Linked DNA regions of Mus musculus: region 2 is linked to region 1. The links are chromatin loops, found by intact Hi-C in ENCODE. Cell type or tissue: left cerebral cortex. All regions are shown on one strand. Each heading gives the region's core, and the rest is flanking DNA. Links, peaks and the distances in the headings are about the cores only.

Region 1 (15,272 bases), core at 3,914-11,913:
CAGCTCTCTAAAGAGAACGCCTGCTGTCCTTTCTACTTCACAAGGGGGAGGAAATGGAGCTTCGGAGAGGACCAGGAATTCTTCTCAGCTGAAGTGGGCGTCGTGCGGATCCGCACCCACGCCATTGCACCTCCGTCCCAAACTTCCGTTTGGCCATCTGTCTTCCAGAAACCCTCTGACAGCACATCCGGCAGATGCCTTGGGGTGTTCCTCATAGACCTGTGTGGAAGTCAAAACATGGCTGGCACTCCCGAGAGAGGAACTTGAGGGAGATCCTCTAATCTGTCCCTGGGGAAGCTGTGTACCGGCTGCTGGTGTGTGCCTGGCATCCCCACCAGCTGGGGTAATCCAACCCTGCACCCCCTCCTGAATCCAACCATATCTGGTTTCTAGGCCCTGGAGACAGAGAAGTGGGGGGCTGGTGGCAGGGCCATCTTTCAGAGGGAGGCCAGGGGAACTAGAGAGACCCCCTAGCATCCAACATGCTGTTCTGGAAATGCTGATAAGAACGGGGGATCGCTCTCCATCACTCTTGCAGATGGTCTTTAGCTTGGGCGCGCGAAGCTCTTAGTGGGTTAGTCCTGAGACTCATTTCTCCCCATTCAAGATTCTCTGAGGACATTTTGAGGGTGAGAATGGGTCACACTGGCGCAAGGGCCACCTGAGCACCAGGCCAGATACCCGCACAAGAGATAAAGAATGCTTCTTCCAGTGAAAGCCTGATCCCCACCGCTGGCCACGCCCATTACGGGCTGTGTCAATCTTATCTTCCCTCCAATCACTATAGTCTCCCAGTCCTGGAGAGAAAGGGTTACATCTTATAACTTCTTTATCTTAAAATTCCTGGCCTGGTCCCTGCTGCCCCTGGAGAGACTGTCAGATTCAGGTTAAGTCAATCCCTAGAGGCATTTAAGCGTTTCCTTACAGGGTGTAGTTCAAATACTACTCAACCGCAGTCTATAGCACCCAAGTCGCCCAGGCCACCATCCCTTAAACTCTCACAACCCAGGACGGTTCTCACTTCCACATCAGCCTGTCCTCAGCTGCTTTCTTGACTGCCCTGGCCAGTTCCCTCACTGAGAAACCACACGAGACCCCCTCCCACCTTTCCCTTGCTCTCTCTGCTTCCTGGCTGGCTCCTGGCTATCCAGTGTGGCTTCCCTTGGGGACGTCTACTCTCAGACTCTAAAAAGGTATTTCATTGGAAACAACAAGCCCCTGATGTATTGGCTTCATCATCTCCTCCTCCTGACCATGACTAAGCTTTGTCTGACCTGTGGCGCCCGCGCGCGCGCACACACACACACACACACACACACACACGCACGCACACACACATGCACACGCACACACACACGCACACACACACACACAGAGTCTTCTCAGCACATGAGAGACTGGGGCAAAAGGATTGTGAGTTTCAGGGATAACCTGAGCGATGCAACAAGACCATCTCAAAAATACAATGCAATGCAATAGGGTCTAGAAACTTCTGCCCCAGGAACAATCCAGTGGCCACATATTCAGGAGGAAAATCTTGGGGATCCCTGGCCCAGGCAGACATGTGGCTAGGGCAAGAATTACCCCAAAAGGACTCTGCTGACCTCATCCCCAACCCTTCTCAAAGTGCTCTTCTGCCTACAGCTCTAGCTGAGCATCTCTGTAGACCCCACGGCTCTCCAGAGGTCCACTGGGTGCCCATGGAGGGGCTGCGTTTGTGGTGCAGGGCTTCCCGGAGCTGCTCAGTCTGGAGCTGCTATTCAGGCCGCCTTTGAGGTCACAAGGGCATAGAGCCCAGAGCTGGCTGCAGACTTGGTGAGACAGGCTCACAGCCTAAGCCATAACCATCAGAGGTGTAGCAGGATCTCGGCTGTGCTTCCGATCAGCATAAGGCTCCACTTCCACTTCCGGTGGGCAGCGCTCTAATCTGCTCCACATTCTTTGCGCATAGAATGGAGCCTGGCTGGTCAGTCGCCTCCTCACCTGTCATTCTGCCCACCCCTCCCCTCCAGCCCACACTGACTCTGTGGCATTAACCATCACAGCCGGTCCTCTCTCTGAGCCGTCTCTGCAACCACACCTATCATCCTGCACCTTCCATGGTTCTTCACCTAAGCTGTTCTTATCCATGGCCAACCCCCTTCCCCAGCCTCCTGGGCCTGACCCTGGCCTGAGGCCAACACTGGCTCTACAAGTTGCCCCCTGGCCTGTTTCCACCCGTGTTCTCCCTCTAAAAGGACAGTTCTCTCTTTTGCCCCCTGTACTGACTGCTTGGATCTCAGGAGCCACTTTCCAGATTTGGGAAACAATGAGTAGTGGGGTGGCAGGAGGCATGAGACTCCAGAGAGGCCACTCCTGGGTGACCGATGACTCCACAAGTCTAAGCTATGTAGGACCCAGATAGAAAGCTCTTTCTACAGAAGGACTGTGTTGCCCATCAAGGCTGGGTCAGCACATGGCCCTAGTGTGGTCTGTTCTCTTTGAGGACCTTTCAGTTGACTCCAGGGCCCAGTGCCTGTGGGTGGGACCTGCCTTGTGGATGTCACCTTGCTGCTGTTGGGGATGTATTTGGCTGTCGGGTGCTGGAGCTGAGAGACTTGTGTCCAGAATCCCAGACTTCTTCCTAAAGGATAGTATCAGCTGTTCCCGTGTCACCAGCGTGTCACATCCTTGTGAAGCCACTTGGCACCGTATGTTTCCTTGACTTTAATGCTGTGAGTGTTGTGAAGTCAGGGACTGCCCTCCATTGGCACACAGGGAGTTTGCCAAGGAATTTTTTCTCTAGAACGTTCTATAGTTGTTGGACAGCTGGTCTGGGGAGTAGAGTTTCTGCAGTACAGCAGCAAGGAAGAGTCCAGCCTCCAGTGGATGCTGCTCTCCTTGCTACCACCTTCACGGGGATTGGGCTCTCATAGGAACCCCAGGCTGCATTCTAGGGACAGCTCTCTATTCAGGAAACATGTGTGGGCTGGTGAGGCCTGGCGCTGCATCCAGAGAGTAGATGACCAGGAGAATATAACTGTTGTGGTCAGCTTCACACTTGTATAAAAGAGCTTTGTATATCGGCGGCAGGTGGAAAACAGTGTTCAGAAAATTCTGTATGGCTCAGTGTCCATGTGAGCAAGGTGCCACCATTTTGGAGACTTCAAGCAGTGGAAATGTCTTCTCTGTTGTCCTGGGGGCTAAGGAGCAAGACCATGCTCCCTCTAAAAGCTCCAGGGAGGGTCCCTCCAGTCACTTCCTTCTTCGTGTGAGGTTGTCAACCTAATAGCCCTCCTTTTTTAAGGACATGATCATTGGATTAGGACTACCCCACGCCAGAGTGACCTCATCTGAGGTAACCCTTCCGAAAAGGCCTTGTTTCCCAGTGCATTGACATCTGTGGTTCTGAGCTGAATTTTTAGGAAATTTTACTGTGATGGTTTGTACAAACTCAGCCCAGGGAGTGGCACTATTAGAAGGTGTGGCCCTGTTGTAATAGGTGAGGCCTTGTTGGACTAGGTGTGTCACTGTGGGTGTGGGCTTTAAGACCCTCATCCTAGCTGCCTGGAGTCAATATTCTGCTAGCAGCCTTCAGATGAAGATGTAGAACTCTCAGCTCCTCCTGCCTGGATGCTGCCATGCTTCTGCCTTGATGATAATGGACTGAACCTCTGAACCTGTAAGCCAGCCCCAATTAAAGGTTGTCCTTTATAAGACTTGCCTCTGTCATGGTGTCTGTTCACAGCAGTAAAACACTAACTAAGACAGTTACTTAATACAGCTTGAGGGTTGGTTGGTTTGTTTATTAAGACACGATCTCCTTATACAGCCCATAAGGATGTCAACCTTAGAATAAGGATGTCAACCTCAGAATACTCCCATCTTCTCCTTCCAGCTCTGCTGTTTTGTGAAGACCTGGGACCTCAGAGATGCGTGGCACCCATCCTCAAAGCCAAGACAGGCCTTATAGATAAAACAGGGTCACTCCTGCGTAGCAGAGTCATGTGTGCCTGGCAACTCAGCATGGAGGACAACCCATTGCCACTGTTCTGCAGCGAGACCAGCTGGGACAGAACGAGCCATGAAGAGCTGGCAGTGGGAACACCAGCATTGGGTCTCTGGCTTTGCTCATGCTCATCTTTCCAGTTTTCCTTTCAGATGTGACACGGGTCTTTCCTCTGACCAGCAAAGAGGCCCAAGACCTCCCTAGCATCATTTGTACTGGCCTCAAAAGCCTGGGAGCAGAGTGACCACAATGCAACCCCTGTGCCGGGTCCCACTCCAGTGTGTACTCTACATCACAGATCTGCTGTTGTCGGGGCACAACCAGGATAATGAAGAGACCTAGAAATGACCTCAAGAACTCACCAACAGTGCCAATGCTATTCTAAGGAAGAAGTGGAGTCGGCCGTTGAGTGAGCATCTGCCACTCTCTCACATGCCAGGGCACACACACAATAGTGACCTCTGTCTTGGAGTAAAAGCTGCACTGTGGATAATCACATGGCAGTGAGAAAGAGCCACATGGGGAGGGACTCAATACTGGGTGAGGGGTTCGTTCCGGTTGGCATCAGCCCCGCGACACCTTGGGCAAAAAATTGGAGGACGGTCCCACGGTCCCCAGAGGACTTTCCACACCAAAGGTGCCCTAGCACACCCAGGATCTTAGGATCACTGAGGAGAGTCGGCCTCCAGAGAGGGCTCTGACCCCAGAACTCAGGTGAGAGCCCCATCTTGTATCCCGGGTCTTTCAGAAACCAGTCCGTGCAGGAGAGCACGTGGGCGGCAGAAGCAACAGAGCTTCTTGAACAGGGTCTCTTCGGGCCTTCATCTTCAGCCAGGAGGTGATCTGAGCTCCAGACCTCTGTGCACCTTCCCCACAAGAGGAGAGCTTGCCTGCAGAGAGTGCTCTAACCACTGGGACTCAGGAGAGAGTTGGACTCCCAGGAGTGCTGACAGAGGCTAACAGAATTACAGGAGGAACAAGCTCCAGTCAGAGAAAGCTATAACAACTAATGTCAGAGATTACCAGATGGCGAAAGGCAAATGTAAAAAACTTACTAACAGAAACCAAGACCGATCACAATCATCAGAACCCAGCACTCCCACCTCATCGAGTCCTGGATACCCCAACAGACCCGAAAAGCAAGATTTGGATTTAAAATCATATCTCATGATGCTGGTAGAGGATTTTAAGAAGGACATTGATAACTCACTTAAAGAAATACAGGAGAACACTGCTAAACAGGTAAAAGTACTTAAAGAGGAAGCACAAAAATCCCTCAGAGAATTACAGGAAAACACAACCAAACAGGTGATGGAATTGAACAAAACCATCCAAGATCTAAAAATGGAAGTAGAAACAATAAAGAAAACCCAAAGGGAGACAACTCTGGAGATAGAAACCCTAGGAAAGAAATCAGGAACCATAGATGCAAGCATCAGCGACAGAATGCAAGAGAAGGAAGAGAGAATCTCAGGTGCAGAAGATTCCATAGAAAACATGGACACAACAATCAAAGAAAAGGCAAAATGCAAAAAGATCCTAACTCAAAACATCCAGGAAATCCAGAACACCAAACCTAAGAATAATAGGTATAGATGAGAATGAAGATCTTCAACTTAAAGGGTCAGTAAATATCTTCAACAAAATTATAAAAGAAAACTTCCCTAACCTAAAGAAAGAGATGCCCGTGAACATACAAGAATCCTACAGAACTCCAAATAGACTGGACGAGAAAAGAAATTCCTCCTGACACATAATAATCAGAACAACAAATGCACTAAATAAAGATAGAATATTAAAAGCAGTAAGGGAGAAAGGTCAAGTAACATATAAAGGCAGACCTATTAGAAATACACCAGACTTCGCACCAGAGTCTATGAAAGCCAGAAGATCCTGGACAGATGTTATTCAGACCCTAAGAGAACACAAATGCCAGCCCAGGAAAACTCTCAATTATCAGAGATGGAGAAATCAAAGTATTCCATGACAAAACCAAATTCACACAATATTTTTCTACGAATCCAGCCCTTCAAACAATAATAAAGGGAAAACTCCAACACAAGGAGGGAAATTATGCCCTAGAAAAAGCAAGAAAGTAATCCTTCAACAAACCTAATAGAAGACAGCCACAAGAACAGAATTCCAACTCTAACAACCAAAATAACAGGAAGCAACAATTACTTTTCCTTGATATCTCTTAATATCAATGGACCCAATTCCCCAATAAAAAGACATAGACTAACAGACTGGCTATATAAACAGGACCCAACATTTTGCTGCATACAGGAAACCCACCTCAGTGAAAAAGACAGACACTACCTCAGAGTAAAAGGCTAGAAAACAATTTTCCAAGCAAACGGCCTAAAGAAACAAGCTAGAGTAGCCATTCTAGTATCGAATAAAATCGACTTTCAACCCAAAGTTATCAAAAAAGACAAGGAGGGGCACTTCATACTCATCAAAGGTAAAATCTTCCAAGATGAACTCTCAATTCTGAATATCTATGCTCCAAATGCAAGGGCATCCAAATTCATTAAAGAAACTTTAGTAAAGCTCAAAGCACACATTGCACCTCACACAATAATAATGGGAGACTTCAACACCCCACTCTCATCAATGGACAGATCCTGGAAACAGAAACTAAACAGAAACACATTGAAACTAACAGAAGTTATGAAACAAATGGATTTAACAGATATCTACAGAACATTTTATCCTAAAACAAAAGGATATACCTTCTTCTCAGCACTTCATGGTCCCTTCTCCAAAATGACCATACAATTGGTCACAAAACAGGCCTCAACAGATACAAAAATATTGAAATTGTCCCATGCATCCTATCAGATCACTATGGATTAAAGCTGATCTTCAATAACAACATAAATAATAGAAAGCCAATATTCATGTGTAAGCTGAACAACACACTACTCAATGATAACTTGGTCAAGGAAGAAATAAAAAAAGAAATGAAAGACTTTTTAGAGTTTAATGAAAATGAAGCCACAATATACCCAAACTTATGGGACACAATGAAAGCATTCCTAAGAGGTAAACTCATAGCTCTGAGTGCTGCCAACTAGAAACTAGAGAGAGCATACACAGCAGCTTGACACCACACCTAAAAGCTCTAGAACATAAGGAAGCAAATTTACCCAAGAGGCGTAGATGGCAGGAAATACTCAAACTCAGGGCTGAAATCAACCAAGTGGAAACAAAAAGAACTATACAAAGAATCAACCAAACCAGGAGCTGGTTCTTTGAGAAAATCAACAAAATAGGTAAACCCTTAGCCAGACTAACTAGAGAGCACAGGGACATTATCCGAATTAACAAAATCAGAAATGAAAAAGGAGACATAACAACAGAACCTGAGGATATCCAAAACATCATCAGATCCTACTACAAAAGACTACACTCAACAGAACTGGAAAGCCTGGATAAAATGGACAATTTCCTAGACAGATACCAGGTACCAAAGTCAAATCAGGATCAGATTAACGATCTAAACAGTCCCATTTCCCTTAAAGAAATAGAAGCAGTCATTAATCATCTCCTAACCAAAAAAAAAAAAAAAAAAAAAAAAAAGCCCAGGACCAGATGGGTTTAGTGCAGAGTTCTTTCAGACCTTCAAAGAAGACCTAATTCCAATTCTCCTCAAACTATTCCACAAAATAGAAACAGAAGGTACTCTACCCAATTCATTCTATGAAGCCACAATTACTCTGATACCTAAACCACATAAAGACCCAACAAAGAAAGAGAACTTCAGACCAATTTCCCTTATGAATATCAGTGCCAAAATACTCAATAAAATTCTCGCAAACCAAATCCAAGAACACATCAAAATGGTCATCCATCATGATCAAGTAGGGTTCATCCTAGGAATGCAGGAATAATATATGGAAATCCATCAATGCAATCCACTATATAAACAAACTCAAAGACAAAAACCACATGATCATCTTGTTAGATGCAGAAAAAGCATTTGACAGAATCCAATTCATGATAAAAGTCTTGGAAAGATCAAGAATTCAAAACCCATACCGAAACATAATAAAAGCAATATACAGCAAATCAGTAGCCAACATCAAACTAAATGGAGAGAAACTTGAAGCAATCTCTCTAAAATCAGGGACTAGACAAGGCTGCCCACTTTCTCCCTACCTATTCAATATAGATAGTACTTGAAGTCCTAATCAGAGCAATTAGACAACAAGAGGAGATCCAGGGGATACAAATTGGAAAGGAAGAAGTCAAAATATCACTATTTGCAGATGATATGATAGTATATGTAAGTGACCATAAAAATTCCATCAGAGAACTCCTAAACCTGATAAACAGCTTTAGTGAAGTAGCTGGATATAAAATTAACTCAAACAAATCAGTGGCCTTTCTCTACACAAAGGATAAACAGGGCCAAGAAAGAAAATTAGGGAAACAACACCCTTCACAATAGTCACAAATAATACAAAATACCTTGGTGTGACTCTAACTAAGGAAATGAAAGATCTGTATAAGAACTTCAAGTCTCTAAAGAAAGAAATCGAAGAAGATCTCAGAAGAGGGAAAGATCTCCCATGCTCACAGATTGGCAGAATTAATATAGTAAAAATGGCTATCTTGCTGAAAGCAATCTACAGATTCAATGAAATTCCCATCAAAATTCCAACTAAATTCTTCACAGAGTTAGAAAGGGCAATTTGCAAATTCATCTGGAATAACAAAAAACCTAGATAGCAAAAACTATTCTCAACAATAAAAGAACCTCTGGTGGAATCACCATGCCTGACATTAAGCTGTACTACAGAGCAATTGTGATAAAAACTGCATGGTACTGGTACAGCAACAGACAGGTAGATCAATGGAATAGAATTGAAGACCCAGAAATGAACCCACACACCTATGGTCACTTGATCTTTGACAAAGGAGCTAAAACCATCCAGTGGGGGAAAAAATACAGCGTTTTCAACAAATGGTGCTGGCACAACTGGCCGTTATCATGTAGAAGAATGTGAATTGATCAATTCTTATCTCCTTTTACAAAGCTCAAGTCTAAGTGGATCAAGGAACTCCACATAAAACCAGAGACACTAAAACTTATAGCGGAGAAAGTGAGGGAAAGCCTCAAAGATATGGGCACAGGGGAAAAATTCCTGAACAGCTTGTGCTGGAAGATCAAGAATCAGCAAATGGGACCTCATAAAATTGCAAAGCTTCTGTAAGGCAAAAGACACTGTCAATAAGGCAAAAAGGCCACCAACAGATTGGGAAAGGATCTTTATCAATCCTAAATCTGATAGGGGACTAATATTCAATATATACAAAGAGCTCAAGAAGCTGGACTCCAGAAAATCAATTAACCCCATTAAAAAACGGGGTACAGAGCTAAACAAAGAATTCTCACCTGAGGAATACCGAATGGCAGAGAAGCACCTGAAAAAATGTTCAGCATCCTTAATCATCAGGGAAGTGCAAATCAAAACAACCTTGAGATTCCACCTCACACCAGTCAGAATGGCTAAGATCAAAAATTCAGGCGACAGCAGATGCTGGCAAGGATGTGGAGAAAGAGGAACACTCCTCCATTGCTGGTGGGATTGCAAGCTTGTACAACCACTCTGGAAATCAGTCTGGCAGATCCTCAGAAAATTGGATATAGTACTACCAGAAGATTCAGCAATACCTCTCCTGGGCATATATCCAGAAGATGTCCCAACTTATAATAAGGGCATATGCTCCACTATGTTCATAGCAGCCTTATTTATAATAGCCAGAAGCTGGAAAGAACCCAGATGTCCCTCAACAGAGGAATGGATACAGAAAATGTGGTACATTTACACAATGAAGTACTACTCAGCTATTAAAACAATGAATTTGTGAAATTCTTAGGCAAATGGATGGATCTAGAGGGTATTATCCTGAGTGAGGCAACCTAATCACAAAAGAACTCACATGATATGCACTCAGTGATAAGTGGATATTTGCCCCGAAACTTAGAATACCCAAAATACAATTTGCAAAACACATGAAACTCAAGAAGAAGGAAGACCAAAGTGTGAATACTTCGTACTTCCTTAGAATCAGGAACAAAATACCCATGGAAGGAGTTACAGAGACAAAGTTTGGAGCTGAGACAGAAGGAAGGACCATCCAGAGACTGCCCCACCCTGGGATCCATCCCATAAACAGCCACCAAATCCAGAAACTATTGCATATGCCAGCAAGATTTTGCTGACAGGACTCTGATATAGCTGTCTCTTGTGAGGCTATACCAGTGCCTGGCAAATACAGAAGTGGATGCTCCCAGTCATCTATTGGATGAAACACAGGGCCCCCAATGGAGGAGCTAGAGAAAGTACCCAAGGAGCTGAAGGGGTCTGCAACCCTATAGGAGGAACAACAATATGAACTAACCAGTATCCCCAGAGCTTGTGTCTCTAGCTGTATAAGTAGCAGAAGATGGCCTAGTTGGCCACCATTAGGAGGAGAGGTCTTGCTAAGATTATATGCCCCAGTACAGGAGAATGCCAGGGCCAGGAAGTGGGAGTGGGTGGGTTGAGGAGCAGGGCAGGGGGAGCGTATAGGGGACTTTCGGATAGCATTTGAAATGTAAATAAAGAAAATAATCTAATTAAAAAAAAAGAATGAGTAAAAAAATACTGGGTGAGAAGCGCTAGCCAAAGCAGGCTTCATGTCACCCGTGGACTGCTGTAAGTGCAGAGCTTTTGGGGTCCTGATGTGTGTGTGTGTGAGAGAGAGAGAGATGAAAGAAGAAAGTGTTTATCTTGTCTTTACTTAATCATGAGGGTCTTCTGAGGTGACTCCATGAGCAGATAGCAAGGGCCAGAACTTCCCCACAGCTGCAGTGCCTGCCCCTTTGGGGTGCTAGCCGCCAGAAAGCCTTTGCCAGAACAGCCCCCCAGGGCTGCCCAACTTTCAGGTTCGGTCAGACGAGCAGCTGTTCTGTTGCTGGTGTGTAGCTTCTGTCTCCGGGCTCTGTGGGCATGCAGCTGGCAACTTGCTGAATGCAGCTGCTTCCCTCTGAGTTTAGAGACGACATCTCTTTACTTCCAGTGGGACTGGCTGGTGCCAGACACTTGGTGGAACCAGATGCTCTCTGACTGCTGAGGTCTAGGATCGGGAGTCTGCTGTGAGCATCTCCCTCAGCCTTAGACTCACAGTCACACACACACTCATGGAGGGGAGTTGGACACACAGCGGAAGTCAGAGGTCAGAGGAAGAGACATCCTAGGGGAGCCTGAGAGGTTAAGGGGAACTTGGGTGTACCTGGAGTTGTGACAATGTTGACTCAATGACCTGCAAGAGGGGTGGGACATGATGCAGGTGAACACAGAGTACAGAGTGGACCCCTAGCCTCTGTCTCTCACAGAGTGAGCTAGACCCCATTGTAAGAGCTGGGTTTATGTCAAAAACCCAAAGATCCCCAAGTAAGTCTCAGAGGTGAGCTTGGCCAATCGGCTCTCCGGGCCCTGTGAGAGGCTACTCCAGCCCTCTGAAAGATCCTGCAAGGGGTTGCTGGAGGCAGAACCATGCGGGCACTAGCTGTCTCCCTCAATCCCCACCTCTCAAAGTGACACTGGCACCATTCAGTGGGGCTGTCTGCATTGTATGGCATATCCCGAAGTTTCCTGGTGCTAAGTGTCATGGACAGTGGGACAGAGTCCAGATGCTGAAGAGGAGATGGGCTGGGGAGGGAGTGGAGGGCTCCAGAGAGCACTCTGAGACCCCTGTGGATATTTCTGCTTGGGGCAGGAAAAGAGCCTCCAGTGCAAGGTGCTAGTGAGAGCTGGGCGTCTCCCAGAGGGCCGGCTGGGGGCAGGGCAATGCTGAGTGATTGGCACTTGAGCAGCAGAGCTGCCCTAGGTAGGGTTCCTGAGAAGCTGCTGGGCTCAGGGGTGACCCAGGGTGCATACCAGTGCCCAGCAGTACCCAGTCCACAGAGATGCCCAGGGGACACTGAAGCAGCACCAGCTCACCACAAACCCTGCTGAGAGCAAACCACTGCTCCCGGTCTACACATCAGCTACAGAGGCAGCACGCAAGCCCAGGTCTGGGCACACTGACAGTCAAGGCGCCAGGCTTATCATTCGCATGTGGCTTGGGGGTCTGGGTGCTTTTCTATTTGGGGACTCTGGATTGTGGGCACCATAAATGGTCAAACATGGCCTGATCACACAGCCTCAGGATCAGCTGTGATCCATCGCCTGCCACATTCCAACGTCCCAGAGACCCTGAAGGAGGACAGCCTCCCTTTTGCCTGGCCTGGGCTGTCTCTGGAGTTGCTCTCTCCTATGAGTGAGCCCTGCTTCAGCCTGTGGCTGTATTTGCCTTTTTAAACCTCCCTTGGGTCAAATAAATAAAGCCCCTTCCACTTAGACATCAGTTCATCGCCTTCTTTCAGGAGAGGAACCTAACGCAGTAAGCAGTTGAACTCTAGGGTTACAAACACAGGAGGTGTCCCCCAGAGCTGCTCCTCCCCAATCCCCACTCACCCAGGACAGTCCTCGGGGTTAGCCCTGGTGTGGCTGTCATGTCTGTCCCAAAGGGCTCTGCTTTGAGGGACAGATTACAAAGCCCCAGCCTTGAGCAAGCAGGCAGGCAGGCAGCACCCTCTGAGATGGAGGAGCCCTGCCCTCCAGGCTCCTTCAGGGGACCACCCTAGCCGAGGTATCTACACCCAGCAGGGAGGCCCCATGTGAAGCCAGAATGCAAGGATACCTTGAGCTTAAGGCCTAGAAGCAGGTGGGAGCCTGGGGGCCCAGTGATCATGAAAACACTTCTAGGAACATTTGACAATTGACACATCTAGGAACCTGTGGTAGAAAAGGCTCTGGCCTTGGGCCAGTCAAGGTGGAGTAGAGACCATCTACATCCCTCCCTATCACTGTACCCACATCCCTCCTCCAGCCTCCAGCCCCAAGCCCCAAGCCCCAAGCCCTCCCCCACCTGTCTCCTTCCTCCACCTCCTCCAACCCTGGCTCGGCCTCACACCCCACATGCTGGGCTGACCTTCAGAGTGAAGACAACTGTTTAAATATTAAACTATCCTTGGAATGCTTGGACTTTCATTAAGACCCTGAATCAAAAGAAGAAGGGAGGGGGGTGGAAGCTGAAGATTTCTGAAGTTTTGAAACACTGAATTATTGATGGCTATGTTCCTGGGGGGCTGAACCGATGCCTCCACCTCCCTAGCCTCCAGGTTTTTTTTCCCCACAACTCAAGGCATGTCGGTGTAGCAGAGCAGTCCCGCCAGCCTGCCTGGGAAATGGCTGTTAAACTCACAGACCCTTTGGGGTTCCCAAGAGCCCCAGTACCACCATGCCCTTCCCCAAGTCCATGCCAGCAGCAGCTCTGCCTTCAGGTATCAGGTGAGTGCTTTGCTGCCAGAAGGCCCTTGGTCAGCCTTTGTCCACCACAGAAACCTTGTCAGGCATTTAGTGATTCTACTGTGGGGGTCAGTACCCTAGCCCAACACAAGCATGTCCTCCTCCCCCCCCCCCCCCGTGTCCAGGAAACAACAGCCCAAGCCAAATAACCACACCCTGGTGAGGGGGGCGAGGGGGCGAGGGGGCGAGGGGGCATAACTCTATCTGTTGTGACCCCTACTACCACCTGCACCATGGAACTCTTCTGGAGAGTTCACTTTTCAACCACATGGCAGCAAGGTGATGGAGCTTGCCCTCCCAGCACCTGGGAAACCTCTATCCCACCACAAACACATGGACTCTGTGTGTGTGTGTGTGTGTGTGTGTGTGTGTGTGTGTGTGTGTGCGCGCGCGCGCGCACCCATATGTGTGCACGGATGTATATGTGCACCTAAGACACATCCTTACTCACATTTGAAACACTCCTAACAACACACTCAGTTGGCACATGTGCATTGCACACATTTGTGAGCTCACTAACACAACACAGCCTAGATAGAGGAACTGAGAGCCTGGAGGAGCTGAGGGCTGGAGCCTTGCTCCCTTTCCTTGCCTATCTAAACAGCTTTCTGAGGCAGTCTCCTTTGTCTCCTTGCAGTCTCAGGAGTCACAGTGGCCCAGCCTTGGGCTCTCAGATGGAGTCAAGGAAGCCAAAGAGAAAACAAGACTGGCTGTATACACTCCCGCTCTAGAGAATAAAACTCCAGAGAAGCAGAGATGCTGACACACCCCGAATGTCTTTAGGATTCCGCACACTGTCATTTGAAAAGAGCCAGGCAGGCTGTACACTATGAGATTGTAACCACAGGCCATCTGGAAAAGGCAGATCAGGCAGACAGTAAACTGTCAGTGGTTGTCTGGGATGCAGGGCAGGGGTGGGTGGTGAGGAGACATGAGTGGAGAGAGGAAGAAAGCTGAGCCAGGAGGAGCGGGGACTCTGCAGACACTGTCACCTGGGACACTCACAGCTCTACATTTCTCTAAATGCCTAGAATATCCAACTCATCCATGTGCCTGTGTCCCCTTCCAATACAAGACAGCATCATAGGGAGTCCCCATGGGGAGGGAGCTGGAGGGGTCATGTGAGTCTTTTTTGTACTTTTGTCAATTTTTCTGTAAAACTAAAACTGCTCTAAGAAAATATAGTCTTTCATTTTCCAATGAAACAAAAAGAAAATAGGAAGAGTGGGGGGGGAGGGGGGGGAGAAGGAGAGGGAGAAGGAGAGTGAGGAGGAGAGAGAAGAGGAGAGGAAGGAAGAGAAGAAAGAGGAGGAGGAGAAGGAGGAGGAGGAAGGAAGAGGAGATGGAGGAGGGAGGAGGAGAGGGAGGAAGAGAGGGAGGAGGGGGAAGAGAGAGGAGGAGAGGGAAGAGGAGAGGAAGGAAGAGAAGAAAGAGGAGGAGGAGAAGGAGGAGGAGAAAGGAAGAGGAGATGGAGGAGGGAGGAGGAGAGGGAGGAGGAGGGGGGGTTAGAAGAGGAGACTCAACATCAGGCCAAGGACAAGGACTTTTTCCCCTTTAAACAGCTCTGTGGGGTGTGGGCAGCTTTCGGAGTCCTGTCCTGTGTGCCCTGCAGATGTGGGACGCTTTCTCTCATCAGAGTCTGGATTAACAACAGCGCTCTGGGCTCTCAGGACGACCCTGAAACCTGACCATCTCTTGGCCTTATCCGGAGGCACCCCTGGGGCCTCCTCGCCTCCCTGACTCCAGGCTGTGCCTGGGGCAGCCTGCCAGCTGGGGCCTGTCTCCAGCTGCCTTGACAGATCACCACTTAGCCTGGAGGTGCCAGAACATGATTCACTAGCGCGCTGATGACTAAGGCTCCCCGGCCAGCCCTCCCA
Region 2 (15,272 bases), core at 2,508-10,507, 70 kb before region 1:
TTCCTGAGGTCCTGAGTTCCGGGTTTTCTCCCTTAGGGTAAGACAGCAGGGCTGACCTGCTTGAGCTAGAGAAAGCTGGCCCAGCTGAGGTGCTGGAGAACCTGGGGCTGGTCTCTTGGTGAGCAGGGAGGAGCAGTCATTATAAGGCCCAAACTTGTGTCTGCTTTGTTGGGCAAGTGCAGGAGAGCTTTTTAAGCCCACCCTCACTAGCCAGTTCTGTCCTAGGCTGGAAACAATAGGGAGCTGATGGTTGCTTCCTAATTAACGTAGCACTTGGTGCTTCTAACCCCCGTCCCCAGAACCCCGTTTTGTCTCCTTGTGGAAGATGGACTCCAGTGAGCATAAGGCACCAAGGGCTTCAGGGTAGAAGATCCTCTTCAATGCTGACAATCCCCAGGCGAGTGCCCTCCCCTGCTTAAATTAGGCACAATTTAGTTTTGTGAATCACTGCATCATTTGTTTTCCACGGAGAAAATGTCCTGAAGTGGGGAGGGTGGCTCTCTCCTCGCTGTTCCTGCACAAAGCTTCCCTCCCATGGCATATTTCATGATGGTCCCTCTTCGTTCGTCACTGGTGACGTCATCCTCGCTCCCCTCACGTCAGCTGCTCAATGACCCTCTTGCACAGTCGCATGCCCCTGCTGGGGTGGTGGCACCCCACCTTCCTCCCGCCAGAAGCAAGAATTGCTCTTCCGAGGAGCAGAGCGTCAGCCCTCACATCTGCCGATTCCTCTGCCAGCCACTCTCCAGAAGCCCCCCGGGCGACAGCACAGCCAGCGGGCGGTACCTTCCATCTGTACCACGCTGCCATCCGCCTGGCTGTGCATCAGCCAGGGTACTGTCACTCGCTTGGGCTTCAGATCTCTAAAGGGCACTTTGTTCCAAGCCCTGGTGTGTCTGAAATGAAGCCTCATTTTTAAAAAGAAGTGGTTTCCTGTAGTGAACATGCTCACGCTGAAAGAGAGGGCCAGCGATGTTGCTTGGCAAATTACAGGTTTTCTTTTATTGCAATTAAAAAAAAAATCTCACTTGGAAAATGAAGTCTTTTTTAAATTCATTTGAATGGGAAGATGGACTTTTGTGGTCAGGGGAGGGGCACCCCTGTGGACTTTTTGTGATGTATTGGGACAAAGGTAATCATAAAAATTCTTGTTCAAGCTTGACAATACATGAGGATGGTTGGAAGAGTGGTTCCTGGCCAAGGGCAACTGTGGGACCTGCCCCAGCCCGCTGGCTCAAGCGGCCACCTTACCATAGCTGATGCTGGTCTGTCCTCAATATTTCACACTCTTCCCCTCTGGATTGTGGACTTCACAGACATGGTTCTGGGGTTCATTTCTCCCTGTCCCTGGACCAGTCTCAGGTTTGTGCAGTTTGTTTTGAAGATGCCAGTCTGTTCAATATGTTTTCTCAGTTGCCATGGGGGACAAGGGACTGATACCAGAGCCTTCCCTACCCCAGCTACCTGGATTTCCTTAGTTTGATGGAATGTGTGTAGCCAGCATCAGGCTTCGGAGAGGCCTCTCCAGGCTGGCTGACTGTCCAATAACTCCTGCGTTTTCCCTGAGAGCTGGACTGGAGTAGGTTTCGGGTACAGATAACCAAGGAGGCACTTTAGGAAGCTAGGTGCTCACTCTAGCCACACACACATACCCCAATCTGGGTGTGAAAGAGAGACATGTGGAATCAGGTCAGTACCCACTGACGGACAGGAAATTCTCCATGATCCTGGCAAAGAAGAAGCCAGGACAGCAAGCAGTCTTGGTCCAAATGGGACATCACATAGATTGACAGAGGTTCAAAATATACCTAAACCAACTAAACAAACAAAAACAAACAAACAAAACCCTGAGTCCATTAGGTTAAGGGTGCCCACCAGTATACCATGAGTAGTCCTTAGAACAATGGCTTGAAGAGCCCATGGGTTTCAGCCTCGGTGCAGTAGTTAAGCCATGGAAAGGAACAGAGGTCTCAGCTCCTGTTCAGAACCAGAGCTTACAGCTAGGCATCCTCAGGGACAGAGGACATCCACCCCAAGGAAGGATGAGTCTACTGGTAGCCTATGTAAGTGCCTTGCTTTGTCTTGTCCCTGTCATGTTAATTTCTGCCTTGGGGCTTAACAGGGTTGGTTGTTCCTATGACAAAAGAAGGTACCACCGGGTGGTGGCGCACACCTTTAATCCCAGCACTTGGGAGGCAGAGGGAGGCAGGCGGATTTCTGAGTTCAAGGCCTACAGAGTGAGTTCCAGGACAGCCAGGGCTACACAGAGAAACCCTGTCTCAAAAATAAATAAATAAATAAATAAATAAATAAATAAATAAATAAATAAAAGAAAGTACGCAGTCTTTTCCCAAGGACAGTCCTCTGATGGCATATGGGGCCAAATAGCCCCTGCAACAACTTGAGACACGATGAATGACAGTCACCTTGTGTAGAGTGTGATTTCCTCCTCCACTAGGCGCTTCACTTGCGTCCCAGCCCCTCCCCCCCCACCCCCAAACAATGACAGGGGACAAAGTGAGTAAGAAATTAAATTTTGACATAAAACAAAAAACCTTAGAGTTATGGGTGAGACATTGATATAATAATAATAATAATAATAATAATAATAATAATAATAATAATAATAATAATAATAAAATAATGGGCGCACAGTCTCAGCTGTGTGGAGCTTTGCATCATAGCTGTGTACATACCATAGCAGATCTTGTGGAGATACCTCCAGGACCTGTAAGAAGTGCACGGAGGTCTCCAGAACTGGGGACAACAGGTGCCAAGAAGGTAGTAAATCTAGTGATGGCCCCGGAACAGGATGACAGTGGGTGTAGAGAGTTTTCTTTGGGACGAGCCTGCCTGAGTCTGTGTGTGACTGACGGTCAGGGACTCCATGCATCATAGCATGCTAAGTGACCTCCTTCCCATGTGACCTCTGGGAATGGCTGAGGTTCCTGGGTCTCTCCTCCCTCCCTCCCTGTCTCCCTCCTTCTTCCCTCCCTCCTTCCTTCCTTTTTTCTTCCCTCCCCTCCTTTCTCCCTTCCTGTCTCCCTTCTTTCTCCCTCCTTCCTCACTCTCTCCTTTCTTCTTCCTTCCTTCCTCCCTCACCATCTTCCTCCTTCCTCCCTCTCTCCCTCCCTCCTCTCTCCCTCTTCTCTCCCTCCTCCCTCCTTCCTTACTCCCTCCTCCCTCCCTTTCTTCTTTTTTTTTCCACTTTTCTAAAACATGTATAACGTTTAAGAGCAGAGAATTAATAATGGAATAGTCAAGAGGTTGGTCTGGGTGCTATGTGTGCATGTATGTGTGTGTGCATATGTGTGTGTAATTTTTTTTAAAGAATCATCTTCAAGAGGGCAGCAGGCTTGGGCAGTAACTTGATGGCCATCTGTCACTGTGCACATGTTCTTATGGAAGAAGCTCAAGAGCATGGCTGGTCAGACCCATTTTTATCAAGTTGACAAGGAATATGGTTCCTGTCAGACTCACCTGTGTCACACCATGGAGAACATTCAGTGACAGAACATGTCACCCTGGGATGGCAGTGACTCACCTCTGCTTGTCATTCCATGAGAAAGATATCCTCAAGGAAGGTAGGCAACCCCAGTGTCGGCCATGTAAGCATGTCAGTGATGGAATGTCATATGTCTCTCTCCCTGGCCACTCTCACCTCAGAACTGGATTGTCTAGAAGCAGAATGAGGGGGTTCGAGTGTCATTTATAACATGTAATTATATGTCATCAAATTATAATAAATCAAACATCATCTGTGGGCTAGATCATACATCATTAATGAAAACTATCTGTCTGTATCAGGCCATGTGGAGCAGGAGGAGGCTCACATTCAGTGACAAAGGGGGATTGGGGGGGAGTGCTGGCTCCAGGAGCTCCCTAGGATGCCAACTTCTGCTTGATCAAGACCTTGTGCAGAGCGGCATAGATCTACATCGAATCTACACATCCATCATCCCCACACAGCACAGCCAACACAATGAATACATCATAATAGAGGTCGTTCTTCTCTACTACTTGGGGCATATACACGGAAAATAGGGTATAAACATCTCACGCAGATATAGATTTCCCCAAGATATTTTCCATCTGCAGCTGGTTGGCTCCATATGGGACTCCTTGGATGTGAAGGTACCATATTGCTCTAGTTCCCTCTGTTGCAAAGTTGGTTCTCAGCTCAGTCTCTGGAGGGGGTAGGGACTGCACAGCCCTGGCACCTCTGTGGGCCAGTCAGGGACACTGAGGGATGATGTGTGAGAGACCAAGAGCCCAATTGCTGGTCAAACACCTGGGGACATGGAGCCCAAGGAAGAGATAGATTATCCAACAGTCCCCTGCTCGGCTCTTAGCACTTCTTCCTTCTGCTCAGGGGCCTGTCTCAGCTACTCAGGGGTTCTTTGGGAATCTGGAAACCTCTCTGACCCACTTGGAGGTGGCATCAGGATAGCAAGAAGGAAATGGGCTCTTTCTTGCAGGAAGCTAAGCCTTAATTAGCGTTTCCTCCCTTGACAAGTTGGGGACCCAAGGGCCAGGTACCACTGAGGAGATGACAGCTGGGCTGAGTTCATAGCTATAACCAGTGCACCCAGAGTGAGCTTGTGTGTGCAAGAGAGGAAGGGGGGACAGCCCCATCTTCAGGGACTAAACTGCCTGTCTGTGCCACCTCAACCAATAGTACCACTCCAAGCAAAGAAAGCTAAAAAGGTTGTCTGTTCGTGTTGGTGCAGAAGCCCAGAGCGTGGTCCCATAACAGCCTTCAATTAAGTCTGTGTATTTGCATTTTCATTAAGATTAATGAATCATGCATGAGTCACTGTGGCAGAGTGGGGAGAGAGAAAGAGAGAGGGAGGGAGAGAGAGAGAGAGAGAGAGAGAGAGAGAGAGAGAGAGAGAGAGAGAGAGCTAGTGTACAGAGGAGCCCCTCCATAGTGATCCAGCATGAGCAAGGACCCCCACACTACAGCATCTCCCAAGGGCTTAGGGCAGCATGCCCTCAAGGACACCATGTCCCTTCCTCAGCCATGTGACTCAGGGCTTCTGTTTCTCTACACTTACACAGCAGCTTATCCCATGGATGTCAATGAGTGTGACATTAAACAAACCAAGTTCTCGATTAGGCTTGAGAAATGCCAGGTCAGGTAAAAGCAAGCAGAACCAGGTAGATTCTAACAACAAGATTTCTTGGAGACACAAGCATGCTGGTGGTGTGTGCCCGGAACCCCAGGTTCATGTGCACACTGGAGCATTCTCTCCAGACTCCGGCTCTGAATGGACATAGGATTTCCTATGCTAGGCAACCCACAGTCCAGAAGGATGCACCTTCATGAACTTGAGTAGGTGACACTTTGCTGTCCCCAGGAAAGGGATGTATGGTATACAAATACATATGTATGGAGGTGAGGAAGGGGGCTCCTTGCAGAGAGTATATTATGGGGTGCTGCTCAGAGCTGTGATGGTTGCCCAGCCCTCTCTAGCCACTGAGTGACTGCTGAGCTCTATCTGCAACAGCACCCTGGTTCCCCTTTTCTCTGTCTGTGCCTGTCTCTGTCCTGTGGGGTGTTCCTGTCATTTAGTTGGCTTTGAGAAGGAGCAGAGATGAAATTGGATGTTTGCCTGTTTCTGTGGGAACCAACATCCTCCCTCTACTCCAGTGTGAAGTGTGGAAACCCTGGCCAGGCTCAGGAGGGAACAGGCAGGCAGAGAACACAGTGAGAAGTGCTGAGCACACTGTGGCCCTCAAGGGGCCCAGGAAGCTTCCTCCGGTGACCCTCCTGTATGGTGACAGGGCTACCTGACCTTTGGCCTGAAGACAGTTTGGGCTGTCCAATGCTTAGGGAGTCTTAGACTTTGCTCTGCCTTGGGCCCAGAACCTATGGGTCCAAGAGCATGACAAGGAGAGACAGATTGGAACCTGTCACAGCTTGGTTTGGGAGCTGTGCCTGGTGAGGGTCAGCTGTCTGGAGGTCAGACCAGAAAAAGTACAAAGGAACACGATTTGAGCACCCACCCACCCACCCCCTGTTGAGTGTTTCCAGGGACCTTGGGGACATTGTGATCTCTGTCATTACTGCAGCCAAGCCTGTATGATGGGCGATAAGGCTTACAAAGCAACTCAAGACTCCTGTGGGCTGTCCTTGTTCCCGGAGGCCACAGGGTGTGCCTCCCCAGAGCACACGGTACACAGTATATTGTGGGATCCTGATCTGGTGACAGTTAAGGTTGTCCAACAGACACTTTGTTTCAGGGTCACTCTAGGAGAAAGATCTATGGGAGCTGCTTACCTTGGGGACATTCTCATACACACCGATAGTCCTTATCGACACTCATGATATCCAACCAGTGCCAGGGTAGTACAGGCACCCAAAGGCACCCCAGATACCTCCTCTCCTGAAGTGTGCTTGGGTGAGTGAAGCCACCAGCCCTGTGGAGGTGGTACAGTGGTACAGGTCTTCCTTCTTTCTTTCTTTCTTTCTTTCTTTCTTTCTTTCTTTCTTTCTTTCTTTCTTTCTTTCTTTCTTTCTCTCTTTCTTTTCTTTCTGGAGCTGAGGATAGAACCCAGGGCCTTGTGCTTGCTAGGCACGCTCTACCACTGAGCTAAATCCCCAATCCCTGGTGCAGGTTTGCAACGGAGGCTGCCTTCACGTTGTCTTCAGCATTGGCACAGAGCTTGACATGGCTGTTGTGCCAGCATGGACACTCTAGTTACATGGTTGGGATCACTTAAAGGCCAAAGCTACTCACTGGAAGCTCAGGGCCTGTATAGACAGCCTCACAAGCCCTATCCTTGGCCTGGTTAAGACTAGCCTGACTCTCAGAGCCTTATCTAGTAAGAACGTACCCTTGATGACTTCTGAGGTATGGCTGGAGGGGGGGGCTCTAGGTCACTGTCCCTGTGTCCCTAGCTTTAGCTGTCTGCTCCATTGATACTGAGAGTCTCCTGTGAGGGTTGGGTGTAGTTGAGACAGGGATTCCCGTATGTTCATTCTGTGAGCATGCCTGCTGATTCAGGCAGGAGAATCTCAGACCCAGGAGGTGTTGGGGTCAAAGCCTGATGATATGTGTTGCCGTCTGAGAGAAGGAGGACGGCCAGCCATAGATTTTGCAGCCTCTTCATCAGTAGAAGCTGAAGCTGAACCATCACTGCAAGGTCTAACTGTTTGAGGTTGAACCATCAGCCCCTCCTCACAGCAAGGTCTGAACACTCCCTGTCTCTCTTTCGTAAGTGCCAGCAAGCCAAATCTTCACACCATGGCCTCAGAGGACACAAAGTCCCACAATACAATGGGCTCCCCTACTGCCCTGAAGAGGCACAAGTTTGGGGAAAGTGTATTTAAAGGGGTCATATCCTGCAGGCCTCCCTGGATTGGAAGTGGCAGGCCGCAGCTCAGCATGGGTATCTTGCATCCCCAAAGAACACAAACTGGTTTTAGCAAGAAAGGGTCAAGTAATTAGAGGTCCAGATACACTATTGTCTCAGGCCCAGCTGGATCCAGGGGATCTCACAATTTCTTTGATAAGAGGCTCTAAGAGGCTTGGTTTTTTTCTCCAAGAGGACACAGCTTCCAGAAAACATCTCTGCATGATGGCCCAGCCAGCTCAGCATGGCAGCCTTGAGGCCTCAAGTCCAGCGGGAAAGAATGATGTCTCTTCTAAGGTATAGCATACAGATCCAGGCCTCACTCTGGAGCAGTATGGAATTCATGTTGACCCTGTGTCCTCTAGGACAGAAGGAGGCTGAGCGTAGCATCAGCCCTAGCTTAGATGGCTCTGATTGCTGACTGGCCTGGTGATCTATTTGGGGTGTTTTAGGAGTGAGATTTTCTATGGGGGGAGCAGTAGAGGTGTGTTTGGGAAGGGATATAGGGCTGAGAGCCTCCAGAAGGCTTGACAACCCGGCTGAGTGGCAGCTACTGGTCCACCTGCCCTCCACTCCCTGCAGCCAGCGTTGCCATGGCAACAGCAGCAGCATCCAACACTTCCAGAGCATTTCTGCTTCCAGAGGCGGCCTTTACCCTCCCCCTGTTCCTTCTCACCAGGCTTCTGCCTCAGTCAGATGGGCTTGGAGAGGCAGTTTCCCTGCAGAGCCTGGGGCCCACCAGTCCTGCTGGGTCCCAGCTAGAGACACACGGGGCAAAGACAAGCGTGGAATGATAACTGACCTGCCAGGCACCTTGTTGAGGCTCTACCTCCCTGGGCTGGCTACTGTCTGAAAAGGCACAGGGGTGAGTAGATATTCCTCCCTGCCCCACAATAGCTTCAGTCCTCCATAGATCACTCTCAGAGTAGACAGCAGACCTAGTTTCAAGCCTAGGGTTCTGACACCTAGGATTCCAAAGCATCCCTCCTAAATTCCTAGTATCCAAACCTTCCGTCACGGGGAGGACTAGCTCTGAACTTTCCAGAAACCTCACACCTGCCACTGAGTAGCTGGAAGAACATTCTAGAACTTTCTTGCTGCCCAGGCCCAGAACCAGCTCTCTCTCTCTAAGTCAGGTAGTCTCCAGGGACTCCCCATAAGTCCCTCCTCCTTGTTGACTGAGGAGAATGAACACACTAGTTGGGTGCTTGTCTTGGTGTCTGTCATACAGTCATGGAAAGACACCCAGCAAAGACAAGGCCACAAGGGGTGCCCCTGCACTTCCTTGCCAGCTTTTCAGGCTGAGCACTGACATGTCCCCAGCAGGCAACAGGACTCCAGCCCCTTTCTGTGGCTGGGCAGGGCTCAAAGCTGGTACTCAGAGGTGGGAGCCAGTGAAGAGATGCCTAAGAGGGTAGTGGCTTGGAGGCTTTACCACGTTCCCTGAGCCGGGCTGTTGCTGACGGAACTTCACAACCCTGTTCTTCCTGTGGCAGCAGCAGCAGCAGCAGGAGCAGCCATGTTAAACATGGCTGGCCTACCTGACTGCATAGATTCTGGGGTCCTCTCAGTCCCCATAGGAATATAGAATCATTTGCAATGCCAAGGTCTGTCTGAGGTTCAGGTCAAGAGTTCCTGGGATAAGCTGCACACAGACCCACTCAAAGGGATGGGACCTTCATCTGGGATACCAGGGATTGGAACAATGACTGGGGAGAACAGGAACTTCACATAGCTGCAGGGGGAATGACAGAGTGGAGGGAGGTGGCTTCACTGCTAAATGGAGTAGGGTAGGGGCTTGTAAGATACCCTCATGAAGGATGATGACATATGGGTGCTCAAGGAGGTTGAGGGGTCTGGATGGGAAGCTTTGGCTCATGTAATCTGCAGGAAGTGGAAATTCAAGGGACTCTGACCAAGAGGTCTCTAACCTGAGTCTCCAATCACTCATCATGCCAGCGTGCTCACAGCCCAGCGCATGGGGCAGGACTGGGACACAGCCACAGGACTGGAGGAGGGAGGGGCAGGGATTGGTGCTCCCTGAAATTTTCAGAGCCGGGCTGGACCCTCCCAGCTCTATGGGGGGATCCAGCCAGGCTGTACTGTGACAGACAATGGAACCAAACTGCTAGGAGGCTTTGTGGGCAGTTGTCAGCCTTCTAAAGGTAACAGGCTCCTTGCCCAGCACCCCAGGGACACCTGCTCAGGGCTCAGTCCCCTAATTCAGTTGTGCATGTGATAATTGTACGTGAACACACGTGTACAGGCATGTCCCTTAATGTGGCCACAGCCAGGCAGCATGGTGAACTTCTTCAAGGCAGCCCCGATTCAGGGTTTCTAATGCTGTGATTAAAACTCCATGATGAAACCAGCCTGGGGAGGAAAGCTTACAACTCACAGGTCACACTCCATCACCGAGGGAACGCAGGGTAGGAGCTCAGGGCAAGCTGGGGAACAGGACCGGAAATAGAAGCCATGCACGCGTGCATGAATGCTACTTCCTGGCTTGCTCCCCCTGGCTTTCTCCTTGTGTTCTCTTATAGACCCCAGGATCACCTGCCTAGGGATGGCATCCCTCCACCCCGCACCCTCCACACAGTGGGCTAGGATCGCCCCACCCCCACCCCATCAATCTCTAATTAGGAAAATGCACCACCGGCTTGCTCACAGGCCAGTCCGGTAAGAGCATTTTCGAAACTGAGCTCCAGTTTAAGGAAATGAAGACAAAATCTCCATCACAATGGATTTAGGGTTGGAAGTGCAGTCAAAAGAAATTCCACTCCTGTGATGAAATCCAGAAAACCAAAGGCCTCAGCTTTTCTCAAATAACTGACAGGCAGCTCACTGCAAGTCCGATGATGACGACAGTGACTTCCTGGACATATGGGCCTGTTCTTCACCAGACAGTCTGTCCTTGACCTTGAGACTAAAGCGGTGCAGAGTCCGCCAAACCTTGGTGAGTATCTTTAGGGGAACCTCTGTTGGGGTGCTTTGCTTCCACATGAGGAAGGAGATTTGGCTGAGTGTTTCACAGCCTAAGCCGCTGCTTTTTTTATTTGTTTGTTTGTTGTTGTTTTGTTTTTTCGAGACAGGGTTTCTGTGTGTAGTCCTGGCTGTCCTGGAACTCACTCTGTAGACCAGGCTGGCTTCGAACTCAATAATCTGCCTGCCTCTGCCTCCCAAGTGCTAGGATTAAAGGCGTGAGCTAGACACTGCTTTTTACTCCAGGGAACTTTCTACTTTCCAAGTAGGAGTGCTGACTCCACAGGTGTTGCCAATGACGGTGGGGGTGGCAGGGGAGTGGTGGATTGTATAGCAGAAACTTCCAGAAGCCTTCTGTGCTCTGGATGACAGCAATAGCAGGTATCACAAAAGTGGGCATGAACCTGGAGTGTGAACTTAGCATTGAACCCAACAAAACAAAAAAAACAAACAACTCTGTGTTCCCACGAAGTACAGCCACTCTGTGGCCCGACACACAGGAGCAGGGAGGGGCTCTGCTGGAGGGTTGCTCCTCCCATTATCTGTCCTTCCTGTCTCTGAGACCTGGATTCACTCATGGTCAGAGTCCTCCACTGGTGAGCAGGGCTCCCTGAGTGTCCAAAGAGAGGAGTCAGATGGCTTGCCCAGAAACAAGACAAAGAGGAGTGGAGCCCAAGTCAGAAGTAGGGGAGGGCACAGCCATACTGGTGTCTGGTCCAAGGTCAAAGGTTTTGCTATCTTAGAAATCCTCTCCCAGCCTGCGTGGTATCCAGTCCTAGCCACACTTCTTGAATGACATATGACAGTTACCCACACAGGGACAGAGATGCCACCCATCCCAGGAAGCAGCTTCCTTCATCCCAGGAGCAGCAAATGCCTTGCGGTCCTGACAGGAGCAAAGACAGGAGCATTAGGAGCTGAGCATTGTTAGTGGCAGGCCAGGGAGGGAGGGAGGTGGCAGAGTGACAGGTCCTTTGTGTCCCTGTTTTAGCAAACTGGAGACATCATCTGAGGTGGCAAAGGGAGGGCAACAGGTACCCCCTACACACACACATACACACACACACACCAAAGTGAAGTTCTCTTAGTCTGGAGGCTCAAGGTCAAGGTGTCTGGTAAGGGCTGGAAGGAAAAGAGAAAGGATGGGAAAGAGGGAGGGGGAAATGAGGGAGGGGAAGAGGGAAAGGGAAGAGGGAGAAAGGGGGAGGAAGAGAGGAGGAAGAGGAGAGGGGAAAGAGGAGGGGGAGAGGAAAGGGAGAGAGAGGGGGAGAAGGAGAAGAGAGAGGGAGAGAGAGAAGGAGGGAGAAGGGAGGGGGAAAGGGAGAAGAGAAAGGAGGACAGGGAGAGGAAAGACTGCTTTGCACGTGCTATTTTGTCCTTTCCAGCGGGCAGAGACCTCCTGACTTGATTACCTCTCTCAGGCCCCCAGTCAACCCTGGTCCCGGGGCATCTGCCCAGAGCAGAAGGCCTGGGACAGCAGCATGCCTGAGCAGGGCCTGGCTGTGGGGAGGGAAGGTTGGTGCAACGACCTCTGAGCATATTACAGGCTGCACGGCTGAGGAAGGCATCTCAGCTTTGTGGGCGGGCTCTGCTGGGGCAACCCAGGGCTGGTGCTTTGTGTTTGTTTTCACCCACCCTGCCCCACAGTACCATGAGGACACTGACCCTCCTGCTCGTCCCCAGGAACCAAGTTGAGACTGCTGCCACCAAGCAGTGCAGGACACAAAGAAGGACAGTTTCATGGCCACCCTATGCCCCACCCCACCCCCTACCCCCCACTCCCACCCCCACCCCCACCCTACCACCACCACAGGTGAGTTTCAGCTACAGGAACAGGAAGGGGAAAGGTTAGCTCCGTTGCTCAGCAGAACGAACCCCGCCCCCACCCCACTCCTTCCTTCCTTCCTTGCACTCAAGTGTGCACCGTGGGGCTGCAGTGCACTGCACTAGTCTATCACAGTGGTACAGACATGAGCTCCGCCCCTTGACATAGATATGGACCACAGCATTCCCATCACACATGGCAATCCAGGCAGGGTCCCCAGACATCCTCCCAGCAGCTGCACAGAGCCCAGGTGTCAGATGGGCAGCGAGAAGGGAGCATCAGGCAGCAGGGTAGCTAGGGGTGGATGCACTGGAGGGACACTCTAGGTGGGTGGGCAGATTGTCAATCATGCAGGGCTTGGGTGGGTCCCCTGGGCTGGTAAAACGTCAGCCAGGCAGAGAGGCGGACTCTAGTGGTTCTCAGGACTGACTCAAGCATTGTATAAGGAGAGCTTCATGGAGATAGCTAGAGGGACTTGCAGTGAGCCTCATTCTGGTGACTCTGTTTATACCGGGTGCAGAATGAGGAGAGACATGTGACCCAAAAATTTCTCCCTTTCTGGAACACGTTGGGGACAGTGGAGCCTTTTGTCCCCCATAGGCAAGGTCAGCTAAGATGACAAATAACACCAAGACCCCAGAGGCCTAAAGCCATTTAGATTTATTTCCCTAGTACGTTTATTCTGATGGATGCTGAGGAAGTCCTCAACTCACGGACAGCACAGCAGCAGAAATGGGGGAGAAAAGCAGGAAATTGATCAGGAGCTGCATGCTGGTCTAGCTCATTTCTCAGTGACTCGTGGTCCCAGTTACTGCCTCCTTGGAATGAATGGATGGATGAACGGACAGATGGATGGACAGTTGGATGAATAGATGGGTGGATGGATAGACAGGTGGATGGATGGATGGATGGATGGATGGATGGGTGGATGAATGGATGGGTGGGTGAATGGACAGGTGGATGGATGGATAGGTGGATGGATGGACAGATGGATGGATAGATGGCCAGGTGGATGAGTGGATGGGTGGATGGATAGGTAGATGGATGGATGAATGGACAGGTGGATGGATGAATGGGTGGATGGAGGATAGATGGCCGGGTGGATGAGTGGATTGGGTGGATAGATGGATGGATAGATGGCCGGGTGGATGAGTGGATTGGGTGGATGGATGGATGGATGGATGGATGGGTGGATGGATGGGTGGATGGATGGATGATGGATGCATGAATGGATGTATAGATGGGTGGGTGAATGGAGAGGTGGATGGATAGATTGATGGATAGGTGGATGGATGGATGGATGGATGGATGGATGGATGGATGATGGATGCATGAATGGATGTATAGATGGGTGGATGGATGGATGGATGGATGGGTGGGTGGATGGACGGATGGATGGATGATGGATGCATGAATGGATGTATAGATGGGTGGGTGAATGGACAGGTGGATGGATGGATGGATAGATTGATGGATAGGTGGATGGATGGATGGATGGATGGATGAATGGACAGGTGTATGTATGTATGTATGTATGTATGTATGGATGGATGGATGGATGGGTGGGTGAATGGACAGGTGAATGGACAGGTGGATGGATGGATGGGTGGGTGGGTGGACGGGTGGATGAGAGGGTACAGGGTACATGGAAGGTATTGGTAAGGAGAGAAGATGGCACCGACAGTGAGCATGGGATGCGGAGTGTAAGGTGCTAAGTTGACCCTCCCCACTATGCTGGCTGCTGGGTCAGTGTGGCTAAGAGAAAACCCTGACCCCTGACAACACTGTCCAAGCCACATAGAGGCAACCACTCTGTGTCCCATCCTCCTGGGCAGGTCACAAGTTCTAGGGCCAATTAAAGGTATCCATGACTCTGATACAGAAGAGTAAGTGGCATGTTCTCTCACATGGATAAGGCCCTGCCATAGCAAGCAGATATCACACCTACCCAGTAGCCTTTGCAGGCCTGTGGCCTGGTTTCTAGCCCAGGTGCTTGTGTTTTCCAAGCTTGAATCTGTCATCACTAAAACATCTGCCCTCCCCCACCCTCCTGCCTGCCACGCCCTTTCCTTCACCTGAGCAAGTCTGTGTTCTTCTGGACCACATTGCCAATGCTACCTCCTCTGGGACGCCTGCTCCCTTTGCCCTGCATTAACGTTCTATCTTGTATCATAGCCTTGGATGGATTGTGAAGCAACCCTGTGTCTCAGAGATTGTCTTCAGAACTGGCCCATATGGTCATCAGACAGACACCAGAGCCCACAAGGCAGAGCAGAACTACAGACTAATGACCAAACAGCAGTGAGCTGGTGTGGACATTTAGAGAACAGCTAGGCCTCCTTGGGTGTACATTGATCTCTTGGGAAGAGCTGGCTCTGGCCCTAGTCAGAGTGGAGACAGCATGAACATGGTGGCTTGGCCTTGGAGCTGGCAGAACATGGCTGCCTCGAGGGCCTCACTGCCCAGTTGGGGTTACATCTGCTCTACAGGGTGTCTCCACCTAGGCAAGGAGACCCCAGGGGAATGAGAGACAGAATATGGAGAGCCAAAGTGGTAGGAAGTCTTTCACCATAGTGACCCCAAATATGCTGGTCTAGTGGTGCTATCTGGGCTAGGGACAGGGAACAGGTATTCAGTGCTCTCCTGGTAGAAAGTGTCCCCCAAAGTGAAGACCTTTAGGGGAAGGGTAGAACCTTTGCCACTATAGAATCGTTTACATGATCCCAGGCCACGTAAGTATAGAAAGTGGGTACATCGAACACTGAGAATAAGTCATAAAGGGATTCATTTTAAAGTAGTTCTTTACTGTAGATATGATTATCAATTGTTGAAGTCAAAAGGCCAGTTTGCACACTGAGATGAATGCTCTGGTTTACAGCTCCAGAATGTATTAAATCATGGCTGGAAGTTTGATTCTACAGGTTTCAGGACTCCTTTGGAGTTTTGGGGAGTCAATGGATACTTTTATTTGGTGGCCATCAATGCTTAGAGGACTCCCTCCTAGAGACACATAGAATAAAATGGCAGGGGTATGTTTAAGGCCATCTTAGGAACCTCTGGAAAACCTGCCCTGATTCCAAGTCAGAACTTACATAGGAAGATGCTA

What was found. Peaks named below come from ENCODE experiments on the same cell type or tissue, not always from the same donor. Only the 100,000 strongest peaks of a DNase experiment are listed, where the experiment ranks them.
Region 2: it touches region 1 in a loop (6-fold over the local background); 1 of 42 quality-filtered maps calls a loop at or near these places.

Annotation. Positions count from the first base shown.
Region 1 is chr17:31,877,790-31,893,061 of GRCm38, forward strand. No RefSeq gene overlaps it. Among named protein-coding and RNA genes, the nearest start is that of Gm41566, 13 kb to the right of the region's middle. In left cerebral cortex, for the core only: no CTCF peak of the experiment used is centred there; no DNase peak of the experiment used is centred there.
Region 2 is chr17:31,809,440-31,824,711 of GRCm38, forward strand. No RefSeq gene overlaps it. Among named protein-coding and RNA genes, the nearest start is that of Gm41563, 8.3 kb to the right of the region's middle. In left cerebral cortex, for the core only: no CTCF peak of the experiment used is centred there; DNase peaks (open chromatin) are centred at 5,621 and 7,977.